Regions from separate parts of the Homo sapiens genome. Here region 1 is linked to region 2. Evidence: chromatin loops called from intact Hi-C (ENCODE). Cell type or tissue: PC-3. All regions are shown on one strand. Each heading gives the region's core, and the rest is flanking DNA. Links, peaks and the distances in the headings are about the cores only.

Region 1 (2,929 bases), core at 211-2,710, 220 kb before region 2:
AGTCAGGGACCACTTTTGTGCCTTGGGGAAATAAAGTGAGCTTCCTTAGGAGGTAATAGATTTGCAATTTCACCCATTACTGGAAGTAGTCACATGTAATCCAATTAAATTTGATATCTCATTAGTGATGGAGGCCCACCTTCAAAAAACTCAGACTCGAGGGATGGGAACTGAATGAAGGTACCATGTGATAAATGCAATGTTATAAGTTAGTTGCATGTCTGTTTTCCTACTAAATATAGTGAAATTTAATAAGCATAGGAAGGAAATGGGGTAAGAGGAAGTGAGTGTGAATTTAAGCAGAGACCGAGACCAAGGGCCCACCTTAGGGTGCTATTCATGTATTAGAAAAGGGCCACGCATTTTGCTGTTCTTCCTCATAGTTGACATGAAGAGGGGACTCAATGAGCTGTGTTACCCAGAAAGCCCATGAAGATAAGGACTAACCAGGGGGGACAACTCTTCATGTGCTGGGAGGAGAACTCTTCATGTGCTGGGAGGAGAGAGGATTTTATCCATGGTTCTCCAAACGTTAGGTACTTTAATGTATTGAGTCGTGTCTCCAAATACAATCTTACAATGAATGTGACAATGGGGTTAAAAAAAACTGTATTGCTCAATATAGGTTAATGGCATAATGCCAATTGCTTATCTCAGAAAAGCCATTCTGTAAGAGCCAAAGCAAGACAGTTCAGACAAGCAGCTCACTGCTGGCTCTGTCCAAGCATAGACATTCCACATTCTTTGTGGAGTGCTGAATTAGATACTTTTCAGGATGTTTCCTATGAATATTACTTCATGCAAAAGGATATTTTTGATAAGAACTGAGTAGCAGTAAGTTCAAGGTTATTAAGCTCAATACTGCATCCTCTCTTTGTGGTCAGTTAAGTGTGGGTTCCTGTGCTTTAAGCATTGACTTGACTGAGAGTAGCATGAACAAAGATCAGCCTATGAGCACGGATTTTGTGGAGTCTTTTTACTTCAGGGAGTAGAAGGAAGAGAAATGAAGGCTCTGACAGTTGATGCCTTTGGCCAGAGTTTGCAAGACTGGAAGTCTATGTGCTAAATGAATTTGGCCCCACATACAGTTTATTTGTTCAGGTCAAGTTTCAAAAGTCAGCATAGACAGGTGGGCATTATGATTGTTCCTCGTGCAAGTGTAGTTTCTGTATCATGGAAGCTAAAGATCTGTTTTCATTGGCACTTCATGTATTTATGATACCTGGTTGGTCCCTGTGGGTATTTGTGCTTGTGACATTTGCTGGTATATGGTCACAGTGTAATGATGTATGTGTAAGTTCAGAAGCAGCATAGAGGAGGTGGTGATTAATCTGGGTGGGGAATAGGACCCATAAAAGGCTTCATTGAAAGGCTGTGACTGGAAAGATGAGTAGATATTTGCCAGGCATAGAATTTGGACAAGGGAGGGTATTCCAGGAAAAGCCAAGTGCATATGCAAAGACAGCTGTGTGGATTAGCATTATATGTTAGGGGATTTCTGAGTAGATCCAAAGTGCTGGGGCTTAACAAGCAAGGTGAATTATAGCCTAAGCCAGAAGTACCTGAAGGACTCAGTTTGCCGTGCATGAGGAGGCTGGCCTTGGGGCAATGGGGAACCATGGGAAGGTTTGAAACAGATCATTGCCATACTAGATTTCTGTTTTAGGAAGGTTATTCTCCAAACACCCAGGAGAAATAGTTGCAGGTAGAAGGGACTAGAATAGCTTTTTAAAAAAAGTTATTTATGAAAACATCTTTATTTTTCCTCCATTTCACTGACCTATATAATTTTTTATGGTGAGACGTTTGAAATTTACTCTTATTTTGAAATATACAATGCATTATTATTGACTCTAGCCACTCTGCTGTGCAGTGGATCTCAGAAAGAAGCTATTCCTCTTGTCTGTCTGAAACTTTGTGCCCTTTGATCAACAACTCCCTATCTCCCACCCCACTGTTCTTCATCCCTTGCCTCCAGCCTCTGGTGACCATCATTCTACCCTCTACTTCTTGGTTCAACTTTTTAAGATTCTACCTATAAGTTGAGATCGTATAGTACTGAGATATCTTAAGAGGGCTTGAGTTAAGGCAGTAACAGTGGGTTTGGAGGGAAGAAGGTAGATACGAAAGACATTTAGGAGGAAGAATTGATGCAACTTGGCTATTGAATAGATATGGTGGGTGAGGGAGGGGGAGGAGTGATAGTGAATGGATGACAATACCGTTGAATGAGACGAAGTAGGAGAGAGTAACAAGGACATGGGAAGTGTATTTATATTAGATTGCCAGGGCTGCCATGAAGTCCCACGGACTGGGTGGCTGAAACAACAAAAATTTATTTTCTCACAATTCTGGAGGCTGGAAGTCATAGAGAATTGTGAGGACTGTTTTCTTCTGAGGCCTCTCTCTTTGCCTTGCATGTGATGGTCTCCTCCCCGTGTCTTCATGTGGTTTTTCGTTTGTACCTGCCTGTGTCCAACTTTCTTCCTCTTATAAGGACCCTAGTCATATTGGATTAGGGCCCACTCTAATGACCTCATTCTAACTTAATTACCTCTTTATAGACCCTGGCTCCAAATGTGGTCACATTCTGAGGTACTGGGAGTTAGGACCTCAACATATGAATTTCTCGGGGGGACACAGTTTAGCCTAGAACAGGAAGGATGAAGAGTTTGGTACATGTTGAATTTGCAAACCCTATGGAGTATGTAGGGTGGTGGTGGTGGTTCTATAATGCATTTGGATGTGTGAGAACACAGCCCAGAAAAGAACTCCAGATTTGGTATTTAAAATCATGGGCATGGATAAAAATTGTCTTCACCAGTAATACCCAACCTTGGCTTATTTTAAGAACACCTGGGGGAGCTTTTGAAACATGCCATGTGCAGGGGGCTCACTTCAGGCCATGACTCAGTCTTTGAAAGAGAGG
Region 2 (2,929 bases), core at 276-2,775:
GTTTCTGTTTACTTCTATGAAGGATGTTAATAAGAAAGATGTATCAAGTTTGGAAACAATAACAAATACAATTCAAGTGTCTTAGATGAAGTATTTAAGTTGCTGCAGTAAAACATTTTGAAATTTAGGTTTTACAATGTTCATGCTACCAAAAAAGTTAATATAAATAAAGTCTTAGATTTAAAGCCAGAAGATCATTTTCAAATCTTAAAGTCTTGATATATTTGAGAGGGAAACTGGAGAACTTGGAATATTAGATAAGATGGGCATAATTTCACATCATCTTAAAAATAGATTATTAGATCTATTGGGTTTTTTCAGGCAAAAGTTAAAAGTATCTGTTTGAAAAAGAGGAGAAATGAGGAATACTGCTATCTTGGCTTATTTATTTTGGCATTAATTTTTAATTCCAAGGACCTCAATTAGCACATTTCTGTAAACTAAAGGGAAAAAATAAAGAAATACCAACTGGATAATACTTAGAAGTTTCTTCTGTGGGATCCTTTTTGGATAATCTTTAGTTAACAGGGACTTACCTATCTCATCAACTGGCTTTACCATTGTTATGCTGGTTGAGTTGATTTAAAAATAATTTCTTATACTGGAAAAAAATGACAAAATATTTCTCTGAGAAATAAAGTTTTGAACTAAATTGATTTAATGAAATTTTCCACTCTGATAAAGAAAATACTATACAAAAGATTTCTACTTTGTGATTATTATGAACAATTATATATACATGTGTATAGATATAATTTACAATTATATATGTATATACATTTATTTAAGACCTCAAAATGTTTTCTATATTGTAATTACTCCAACCCAACTCTTAGGTGGGACTTCAAAATATAATAATTATTGAGAGGAAGACTGTATTTTATTCATCCTTGTAACCTCAGGTCTAATACTACACATGGCTCACTATGGGTTTTCAATATATGTTGATGGGTGGATGGATGAATTAATGCATAGGTGGATGCATGGATAGATTTAAGGATGGATGCATAGATGGATGGGCATAAGAAAACCTCATGCCTAGCCCAAGCCATGTCTTTAAACTTTAGCATGACATCTTCAATGAATAATCTCACCTGATTGTTCTACTGTTTGCTCCACTGCCAGAATATTCCGTAAGAGTCTATAATATTCAATGCCTACTCCCATTCTAAAATTCTGCATATTTCTTTAGTTATACCATTTTTCCCAATTTATGACTACAAAACCATTATCCACTAGGATTTCAATAAAAGGGAAACAATTTTTAAGATACGAACATGTTCAATAAGTGGCTGATGTATCAAATATATAAAACAAAGTAGATTTCTTTTATTGATAGAAGTGAATTTTATGGATTTTCCCAATTCCCCTTTCTTCCACTATTGTCATCTTATTTCACTGGGATTAACTTACAAGAAACTATGAGAGTAGTGGAATCACTTGCATGAATGATTACTGCTTATGTATACTTGATAAAAAATAGAACCTGTGTTCATTGGATATCCAAATGGAATTTAGATATAGCATTTAACAAACGGCAACATAAGTTTCAGTTCTTGTTGGACAATAAAAATGAGAGAAAACTCCAAGTAGTGATGTATAAGCATGCTACTGTGGTTAAATTGGAAAACTGTACATAGTTTCTGTTTGAATCAATTTCAGGAATTCAGGATGTTATAAACTGTATACGAATACAGAGTCAACATTTTAAGAAAAGTTGAAACAGGAATTGCTTGATAATCTTGAAAATATGCATGTATGTATGTTTGTTTAATGACTAAATGTATACTATTTGAGAAAGTAAATAAGGAGGGTAGGGGGCAGAAGCCAGATTCAGATTTTTGTGTGATGAAGAATGAATAAATGAATGTTTAGGAGTTGAGGAAATGGAAGAAGTGTTTTCAAGATGAATTGTTATGTACTTAATATCGTTTATTCATTTATTGAACAAATATTTATAGAGTGCCTACAATGTGCCAGAAACTATTCGAGATACTACTATAGAAATTCTTGCTTTTAATATTTATCTAGATTCCTTCCAATATCCTGACCACTAAATTACTTTACTTCCTTTCCTTAGACCTCTGCCCAACTTCAGCTAATCACTCACATTGTCATACCCCTGACTTTGTCATTCCATACATTTGTATACCTCCCATAATCTCATTTTCAGTTACTCTACCTGTTGTTCATCACTTCCTCCCTTTTTCACCCTAGTTCACTGCCTCGACTGCCCTAACTCTAAAAATCCTTTGACCCCACTGAAACTTTTTTTTTGTTTGTTTGTTTTTTATTTGTGAATTATTTATTTTTCCTATGCATTACAATGAAGTCAGTGTAATTCCTAAAAGTATTACTTGTTTGCATGCTGAAATGCCTTCTTTTTTTTTTTTTTTTTTTTTTTTTTGGGTATTCATGCATTTATTTTTTATTTTTTATTTTTTTATTTTTTTGTTATACTCTAAGTTTTAGGGTACATGTGCACATTGTGCAGGTTAGTTACATATGTATACATGTGCCATGCTGGTGCGCTGCACCCACTAACGTGTCATCTAGCATTAGGTATATCTCCCAATGCTATCCCTCCCCCCTCCCCTGACCCCACCACAGTCCCCAGAGTGTGATATTCCCCTTCCTGTGTCCATGTGATCTCATTGTTCAATTCCCACCTATGAGTGAGAATATGCGGTGTTTGGTTTTTTGTTCTTGCGATAGTTTACTGAGAATGATGGTTTCCAATTTCATCCATGTCCCTACAAAGGACATGAACTCATCATTTTTTATGGCTGCATAGTATTCCATGGTGTATATGTGCCACATTTTCTTAATCCAGTCTATCATTGTTGGACATTTGGGTTGGTTCCAAGTCTTTGCTATTGTGAATAGTGCCGCAATAAACATACGTGTGCATGTGTCTTTATAGCAGCAT

Evidence for each region. Peaks named below come from ENCODE experiments on the same cell type or tissue, not always from the same donor. Only the 100,000 strongest peaks of a DNase experiment are listed, where the experiment ranks them.
Region 1: it touches region 2 in a loop (7-fold over the local background); 1 of 110 quality-filtered maps calls a loop at or near these places.

The regions. Positions count from the first base shown.
Region 1 is chr9:111,014,583-111,017,511 of GRCh38, reverse strand. The region is part of intron 2 of LPAR1 (lysophosphatidic acid receptor 1); the gene reads left to right. Among named protein-coding and RNA genes, the nearest start is that of LPAR1, 22 kb to the left of the region's middle. In PC-3, for the core only: no CTCF peak of the experiment used is centred there; a DNase peak (open chromatin) is centred at 1,341; H3K4me3 peaks cover 604 bases; H3K27ac peaks cover 1,874 bases.
Region 2 is chr9:110,796,641-110,799,569 of GRCh38, reverse strand. All of the region lies in intron 14 of MUSK (muscle associated receptor tyrosine kinase), which reads right to left. Among named protein-coding and RNA genes, the nearest start is that of MUSK, 130 kb to the right of the region's middle. In PC-3, for the core only: no CTCF peak of the experiment used is centred there; a DNase peak (open chromatin) is centred at 1,769; H3K4me3 peaks cover 587 bases; H3K27ac peaks cover 2,146 bases.